Linked DNA regions of Homo sapiens: region 2 is linked to region 1. A link is a loop called in an ENCODE intact Hi-C map of the cell type or tissue named here. Cell type or tissue: heart right ventricle. All regions are shown on one strand. Each heading gives the region's core, and the rest is flanking DNA. Links, peaks and the distances in the headings are about the cores only. Region 1 overlaps ELF2 (E74 like ETS transcription factor 2). Region 2 holds the start of MGARP (mitochondria localized glutamic acid rich protein).

The links. A loop is a pair of places that touch in the nucleus more often than their neighbours do. Peaks named below come from ENCODE experiments on the same cell type or tissue, not always from the same donor. Only the 100,000 strongest peaks of a DNase experiment are listed, where the experiment ranks them.
Region 2: a loop joins it to region 1, with 3 times the contacts of the local background. A loop is called at or near these places in 8 of 110 quality-filtered maps.

The regions. Positions count from the first base shown.
Region 1 is chr4:139,097,120-139,101,513 of GRCh38, reverse strand. All of the region lies in intron 4 of ELF2 (E74 like ETS transcription factor 2), which reads left to right. It also overlaps the pseudogene RN7SL382P. Among named protein-coding and RNA genes, the nearest start is that of ELF2, 78 kb to the left of the region's middle. RefSeq lists silencers at 1,846-1,905, 1,785-2,079. In heart right ventricle, for the core only: a CTCF peak has its summit at 1,946 (motif pointing left); a DNase peak (open chromatin) is centred at 1,933.
Region 2 is chr4:139,278,197-139,282,590 of GRCh38, reverse strand. It overlaps MGARP (mitochondria localized glutamic acid rich protein), which reads left to right and starts at 2,366. Exons shown (of 4, transcript NM_032623.4): 1 at 2,366-2,514. The coding sequence starts at 2,433. RefSeq lists an enhancer at 2,402-2,611. In heart right ventricle, for the core only: no CTCF peak of the experiment used is centred there; a DNase peak (open chromatin) is centred at 2,357; H3K4me3 peaks cover 1,961 bases; H3K27me3 peaks cover 174 bases.

The DNA of each region.
Region 1 (4,394 bases), core at 160-4,159:
AAGAAATGGGAAGGGCTAATGAGAGACTGCAGTTAATTCTGCAGCTAGTCTTAGGGAAAACAGAACTCCAAAAAATAGAAGAGCTGAAAGGAGAAGAAAGCAGACTGAATTCTTGTGCTTATCAAAGGAAGAACAAAAGAATAAGGAGTTGTCCTGGATCTGAGACCATTAGTGGGGTTACCTGAGATGACCTGTGATGTGTGTGGCACTGTGTTTTTTTTATGTGAACTAGAGCAAGAAATTAGATATGGCCCCTCCTGTAAAGAAACTCACTCATTTGTGGGGAAAATATATAAGGAAACAACTCTTCATAACCTAAGGTTTAATAATATTAGTGTTATAATAGTGAAGGAGACAGATCTTAGCTATTCTGATGGGAAGTTTACATTTTAGTTGAGTTTGGGAGGATAAATAAAATTTCATTGGGAAGAAAAGAATTTTCTAGTTGAGAAGTCATTTATTTATACCTTTTCCTACCTTCTCCCAGTCCATTACCAAATCATGTTAATTTTGCCTCCAAAGTATATCTCGAGTCTTCCTATCTTCATTGCTACTAGGCTAGTTCACTCTGTAGTTTTTTTACATGAGCTATGTTGATGGCCTTTGGCCTTCTAATCAGCCTGTTTTCATTATTGCCTCCTCCTCCTACCCCCAGCAATCTATGCTCACCATAGTAGCCAAAGTGATTTAAAATATAAATTTGTAAGTGGAATAGTGATACTCCCTCCCTAAAATCTTTCAGTGGATTCTAATTGCACTTAAGATAAAATTCAGAGTATTTTTAAATTGTTTTCACTTAATTTTTATTTTTTTTCTGTATTTCAATGGATGCAGTTAAAAAAATGTTTTTTTTAAAGAGTTATGGTCTTGTTATGATGCCCAAGCTGGAGTACAGTGGTTATGCACAGGTGCAGTCCCACTACTCATCAGGACAGGAGTTTTGACTTGCTCTGTTTCCAGGCTGGTCTGGTTCACCTCTCCTTAGGCAACCTTGTGGTCCCTCACGTTTATGCCGAACTTAGTGCAGATACCCAATTGACTTAGTGCACTATAGCCCAGCATTTCTGGACTCAGGCGATCCTTCTGCCTCAGCCTCCCAAGTAGTTGGGATCACGGGCATGTGCTGCTGCGCCTGGCAGGAGTTTTTAATATGGTCTTTAAGACACTGAATAATTTGGCTTCTCACATTCATCTAGAAACAATAACAATAATAGCAACCCCCCAAAAAGGAAAAAAAAAGACAGCTCTAACATTTAAAGTTTCTTTACTATGTTGCCAGGAATTGTTTTTAGGGTTTTACATATTAACATTACATATTTCACACTCTCAACCCTAGGCCGAATAACTTTTCCAAGGCTAGATAGCTATTTAAGTGGTGGAAGCAAGGATTTAACCCAGAGCCCAAGCTCAAGCATTGTACTCTGATGCATTATATAATATCCCTTCCCCTCACAATACAAATTATTGTAATCACAGTGCTCCTTTCATCCTTCCATTAATCCAAACTCTTGACCTCCACAGGGTGTTCACGCATGCCATTTTCTGTCTGGAGTAGATTATTTTCTAGTTTTCAATTTCTAACTCCTGGTTGTCCTTTAGATTATAGTTTAAATGTCACTTTCTCACAGAGAAAGAGGCCTTGGCTGATATTCTTAAATCTCAATTAGGACTGTTCTGTTATTTTTTATCATAGCCCTCCATTATTTAATGTGTTTTGTTTTTAGCACCTACAACTTGTCATGCATTCAGTTCCCACCATTAGGTAGTAAATACCTTCCAAGAAGTTCAAATCACATAAAATCTGGCATTAATGTGAGGTTAATGAAATGGCCTGGGTCAGTCTGGGTATAGGAGGAAGAGGTGTGTGTATGAAATGGGTTCCAGAATTCAGACTAAGGTATCCAAAATCAGTCTAAGGTCCAGCTGTGGTTTGGTGCCACCTGGTGGTAGTTGTGTACTTCTGTGACTGCTTTTTGAGGATAGGATGGAAGACGGGAGCCAATTATCAGTTGACTTACCTGAATTCATGTATTTAGGAAGTTTTACTTGACTATATTTATATTTGTGCTCGTTTGCTTAATGTTTCCACACTGTGCTCCATAAAGTCAGAGACTGTATCCATTGTGCTTACTGGAATTGCTCAGGGCCAGGAACCCAGTAGGTTTTCAATAAAATATTTGTTTATTAATGAGAACACATCATGAACCAGAAAGGATTGCCAAGAACTTTGTATTTTATTTAGACACTGCCCGTCAATGTAGTTTACTGCTCGTTAGTGTAGTTTAACTAGAGTTTAGGCTATATAGACAGGTATGGTTGAGAGATAAGGCTAGACAGGTAAAGGTACAGTGGGACCAGATTGTGATGGCCCTTGAATAAAATAGTGAGGAACTGTATGAAACATTATTTGGAAAAGATGAGAAGTGAAAAGAGGGACATTTATTTTAAACATCCAGAACATAGAAGACGTAGCTTTCAAAATACTAACTTTGGGATAGGTTAGGGAATAAACTAAACTTGACCAATTTAACAAAAGGCAACAAAGGAGAATAAAATGATGGAATAGAAATAATAAATCAAGATAGTAGAAGTAAGTACAAAATATATCAGAAATTATATTAAAGTTATCTATTGTGATCACAAGACAAGAACCTGTGTTATTTATAATAGATGCATAAAGCAAAATTAAATGAATGGAAACAGCTAATATATAACAGATAAACCAAAATTAAGTTTTAAAAATATCGGCCGGGCACGGTGGCTCATGCCTGTAATCCCAGCACTTTGGGAGGCCGAGGCGGGTGGATCACGAGGTCAGGAGTTCAAGAGCAGCCTGGCCAAGATGGTGAAACCCCATCTCTACCAAAAATACAAAAAATTAGCCGGGCGCGGTGGCAGGCGCCTGTAGTCCCAGCTACTCAGGAGGCTGAGGAAGGAGAATCATTTGAACCTGGAGGGTGGAGGTTGCAGTGAGCCGAGATCGTGCCACTGCACTCCAGCCTGGGTGACAGAGTGAAGCTCTGTCTCAAAAAAAAAAAAAAAAAGTTTTAAAAATAGAGAAATCTGTTTACCAGAAAAGTACTAATCAAAGGGAGCTGGTATAATAAAATAGAATTTAGGGTGAACATTTTTCATTGGGACAGAGAGATACTCTTTATACTGCTAAAAGGAACAATCTAGAAAACAAAATCATCATAAACTTACATGCATCTAGCAACACAGCCTTGAAATACCACTTAAAACAAAAATTTTTAGGAAAACTAGACATATCTACAAAATAGTGGGACATCTTTGTCAAAGTGTAAAAAAGCATATATGAAATTAAAAATAGTATCAAAGAATTCAACTACAAAGGGCTTAACAAACTTCGTAAATTGGAGATATATAGGACATTGTACCTAACCTAATAGAAACTTAAACATTTTTTAGTTATGTATGTCAGTTTTTAACCATGTTCCATAGAGGAATGTTAACAATGTCTAGAAAATCAGTGTCATACAAAATACGTTATTTCAGCCAGGCATGGCAGCTCATGCCGGTAATCCTAGTGCTTTGGGAGGCTGAGGCAGGAGGATCACTTGAAGCCAGGCAAGACCATATAGTGAGACTCTGTCTCTGCAAAAAATAAATTAGCTGGGCATGGTGGCACTCACCTATAGGCCACATTGTACTCCAGCCTGGGTGACAGCTAGACCTTCTCTCTAAAAAGAAAATCAAACAAAATATTTTGTCATGATGTAAGAATATTAGAAAACAATGAAAAAGACAATCAAAATAATAATATTGGAAACTAAAAATTAGTGGATCAAAAAAGAAATGAAAATGTTAAAATACTTATAGCTAAATAACATTGAAAGCATTGCATATTTTTTTTTCTTTACTTTTTTTTTTTTTTTTGAGACAGAGTCTTGCTCCGTCACCCAGGCTGGAGTGCAGTGGCATGATCTTGGCTCATTGAAACCTCTGCCTTCTGGGTTCAAGTGATTCTCCTGCCTCAGCCTCCCGAGTAGCTGGGATTACGGGCATATGCTACCATACCCGGCTAATTTTTGTATTTTTAGTAGAGACGGGGTTTCACCCATATTTGCCAGGCTGGTCTTAAACTCCTGACCTCAAGTGATCTGCCCGCCTTGGCCTCCCAAAGTGCCACCGCGTCTGGCCGAAAATATTGCACATTAAAACTTGGAATGTAGCTGGGTGTGGGTGCACACCTGTAATCCCACTTGGGAGGCTGAGATGGGAGAACCACCTGAGCCCGGGAGTTCAAGGCTGCAGTGAGCCATGATTGTGCCACTGTACTCTCCAGCCTCTGCGACAGAGGCTACAAACAAACAAAAAAACCAAAAACTTGGAATTTCGCTTAAGCAGAACTCACTATGAAATATAATAGCTTT
Region 2 (4,394 bases), core at 75-4,074, 180 kb before region 1:
TATGATTAATAGTTAGGAAACTATTGGCTGAGCCTTACAGAGTCTTCCATAGCAAAGATGTGTTAAATTTATCTGGGGTTTGGAAGAAACAGTCTGCTCTGGAGTGAATTTGACAACTCGAGGGCATGTCCTCTCTTGGAAAATGTTTCATCAAGATTTGAAAAGAATTTGCCATCAAAACGGAAAGCCACAGGAGCAGCTGAGTAGATAGAAATTCCCTTCAACTTGAAAGGCATGAGCTTTTAACTAAGGAAAATAATCTGGAGAAATGGAACTATTTATCTCACAGTTCTTTTATATCCCAGCTGGTATGGCCATATTCAACCTAGAGAGCATGATAACCTCCCACTGGACCGTACCATCTAATAAGAGATGGTGGGATATAATGAATCCGGCCATGTGCCACACTGAAAGGCAGCAGAGTGTAGCAGGAGAGCCTTGAGCTTCACCTTAGGCTGGAAGTCAGAATCTAGCACTGCCTCCTCCAACTAGCTGAGCACATTTTATATCCTTTATTTTTTTTACTTTATTTTTTACATTTCATATCTAATGTGCCTTTTTTTTTTCTTTCTGAAAAAGAAACAGATGAGGTTTTGCCATATTTGCCAGGCTGGACTTGAACTCCCTAGCACGAGCAATCCTTCTGCCTCCACCTCCCAAAGTGCTGTGAGCCACTGTGTGTGATTTTTTTTTTTTTTTTTTTTTTTTTTGAGACAGGGTCTCACTCTGTCACCCAGGCTGGAGTGCAGTGGCAAGATCTCAGCTCACTGCAGTCTTGACCTCCTGAGCTCAATCAGTTCTCCCACCTCAGCCTCTGGAGTAGCTGGGACTGCAGGCATGTACCACCACACCCATCTATGTTGTAAACTTTTTTTTTTTTTGAGACTGAGTCTCGCTCTGTCACCCTAGTGATTAAACTAGTTAACTCTCTTTCTGAGTATCAAAAAACCAATCTGATCATTGGCTTGTACTCTTCTTATGAGAATATGTTAAATATAATTATAATTAGGTTCAGGACTATAACTTCTGAGAAACGTCTATTTACATAGCAAATGAACAAATATTGTGCCTGTTACATGCCAATAGAACTTTAAGCTAGAAGTATTATGTTCATGTCCTTTTTGTTTTTTAATTCATGACCACCAGTAAATCCCTGGACATTCCCACCCACCACCTGGTGGTGGCATTTGCTAAAGGGAATAATTGCCACCTCCCTCAGAGGGTTGCAGTGAAAATTAAAAGAGATAATAGATGTGAAAGTGCTTTATAATCTTTCAAGTGCCAAACACACATAAGGGATTATTATAGTAGGAAATGGTGTCTTCCAAAGAGTAATCATTTAGACAATGTTATAAACGTAATAAATTATTGGTTTCCATATTCAAACCATGACAAGTTCTTGTAGCCACGATGAGACGGAAAACTAATAATTTAGTATTTTTAGTTGATGTGTTTTTTTGTTTTGTTTGTTTTGTTTTGTTTTTGGGGTTTTTGTTTTGTTTTGTTTTGCTTTTGAGACAGGGTCTTGCTCTGTCACCCAGGCTTGAATGTAGTGGCATGATCTCGGCTCACTGCGACCTCCGCCTCCCGGGTTCAAGCGATTCTCCTGCCTTAGCGTCCCGAGTAGCTGGGATTACAGGCCCGCGCCACCACTCCCGGCTAATTTTTTGTATTTTTAGTAGAAACGGGGTTTCACCATGTTGCCCAGGCTGCTCTCCAACTCCTGACCTCAAGTGATCCGCCTGCCTCGGCCTCCCAAAGTGCTGGGATTATAAACGTGAGCCACTGTGCCCGGCCGCTGATGTGGAAATATTAATTTCACATCCCATAGAGGAATATACAGTGTTTTTGATATTTTAAAGTCGTTTTAACAGTGAGCTGTCTAGAAATTCAACCATTGTCTGCAGATTTTCTTACGATTCTGAGCATCACCCAGTGCGCTAATGGAAGGCTGAGGCTACCCCTTCGCTCTTCTCATTTTTAAGAAACTTCCAGCTATCCTTCCCTCTCCTAGGAAAGCTAACGGAATGCAGGAGATAAAATGGTTTCAGATTACATCCAGCGTGATAAACTGTGTCCTTGTCTTAATCTCGTCCAATTCCCAAAACATTTCCAGCTTGCTGTGAGGAGTTACATTCAGTGGTACAGAATGAGCCAGGCAGGCGACGGCGACTTGTAGGTTCCCCATCCCTTTTCTGAGATGCCGCGGTCAGCTCTAGAGACCTCAGGGATAGCAACAGAGCTGGAGATGGGTTAGGGGAGGATGGTGAGGACTACAAAGGTCTCCCCACCTCCCGGGGGCCGCGGAGGCGGGGCTGGATGAAGGTCGACGTGCCTCCTCCGGGCGGGGCGCTGCCAGGCTCTCAGCCTCTCTGTGGAAGGGCAGCCTGCGCCTGGGTACCGAGGCTGCTGCGCGGCGGACAGCGGGCGCGATGTATCTCCGCAGGGCGGTCTCCAAGACTCTGGCGCTGCCGCTGAGGGCGCCCCCCAACCCCGCGCCGCTCGGAAAGGACGGTGAGTAAGGAGGTCTAGCCCGGAGAGGAGGACGGGCGCCTCGGGTGCAGATTTCGCCCGCGCCAGGGAACCGGCCGGCACCCAGTTGGCCAAACCCGACCCAGAGCAGCAGAAGCCTGGATTGGAGGTCGAGGAGACTGGGGGAGACTCCCGGGAAGACGTCCCGAAGCTCCTGCAGACTTTGGAAGTAGGGAACTTTTCCAGGGTGCCTCAGAGTCCAGATTATCTGGGTTCGCATCCTGATCTTGGACAAATGGCTTAACCTGTTTCCTCATCTATAAAATGAGGGCGATGATGGTTTTCCTTTTTAATGAGTTAATGTATGGTTAAAAGCACTTAAAAACGTGCCTGGCTGACAAAGTCGCAGCTTACCACTTTTATTGTTAGAGGCACCATTCGCTCTCCAATCTCCTGAGGAAGCAGAGGAACGGTGGGAAGGTGGACGCCGATCAGCGAGCGGGCCCGGCAAGCGCTGGGAGGCAGTGAGGCAGGGCCCGCTCAGTGGACGCTGGGCGAATGTTCGTGGGGTAAATAAACCTAACCCTTGGCAGGGTCTCAGCAGCCTGAACCCCGCGAGCGCCTGGCTCTGAGATCCACAACCCCCAAAAAGGAAGCGGCCTTCGGGACACTTTCCTTTGAGGTTGCACGTCGTCCTGCAACTGCTTGGCTCTGTAGTCCAAATATCGACACCTTTGGTTCTGAGGATACGCGAGAAAAAGCAGAATACTCAGCAATTAACTAAAGGGGGAGTTGCAGTGTGAACTGGAGGCTTATTAAATAAAAACGGACATATAGGAAAGCGCTTCGTATAGTGCTGGGAACATAGTAGGTGCTTAATAGGTGTGAGCAAGGAAGATTGTTTTTCTTCTGGGACCAGGCTTGCGCTCCAGGGCGGTTCTGCCCCAGCCGCTTTTCCCTAGTCCCCATCCGTCACCCCTCTCTCTTCCACTCACGACTGGGGGACGGCTCTTAGACAATATCGTGAAGGGTTCTTAATGCTCTCTTCACTTAGCCTCACTTTCTGAGCCTTCCGAGATAATTTTACCCCAGAGGGTGGATTCCAGCAGGAGAGAAAGATGTGCGCGGAGAATTCCATGGGCCGATTTTTTTTTCACGTTGATTAGGCCTCTGTTGGTGGTGGTGGGAGGGAAGGACGGAGGTCTAACTAACTCGCTTTATTTTTCTTGTAAAATGCTGGTGGAAGGAAGTTATCCCTCAAGTATCAGAAATAAGACATCTTCGTTTTCCTAGATCTTTATTGCCTTTATTTTTCTAGATCTTTATACCAAATGATATAGAGCTTTTAAATATATATATACACTGATGAAGTAGGGAGAAGCCATTTATTTTAAACTTCGGAAGATAACGGGACTGTTCTGTTGAGAACGGGGAGAAAGATTAGTCCTCTGACCGTGGCCTTTCGTTTTATCTGTCTGCGTTCCCCACCGACATCATGCGCGCGTGCACGCACACACAAACACACACACACACACGCGCACCTTTTTTTTGTAGCTGCAGAAATTCCAAATAATTTTCTTCCCAATTTGCGGCAAAATAGAAGTAGTTTAAAAATTTTAAATACGTATCTAGCAATGCTGCTTGTAAAGGTACTGGTCTTTCTCTGATTTTCATCTAACTATTTTTGCAGCACTTAAAATGTATTTAAGAACTATTATTGATTGGAAACAAATTTGTCTTCAGTCGTGGACATTACTTAACCTTTTGTTCATACTTTCTACTTTGATGAAAAATAATTTTTTTCAGTTTTATTGAAGGAAAAATTTTTAACTGTGTCTCATCACATTTTGTTCTCTCCTTTTTGCTTTTAAAAGGGTAATTTTATTTTTTTGAGACAGAGTTTCACTCTTGTTGCTCAGGCT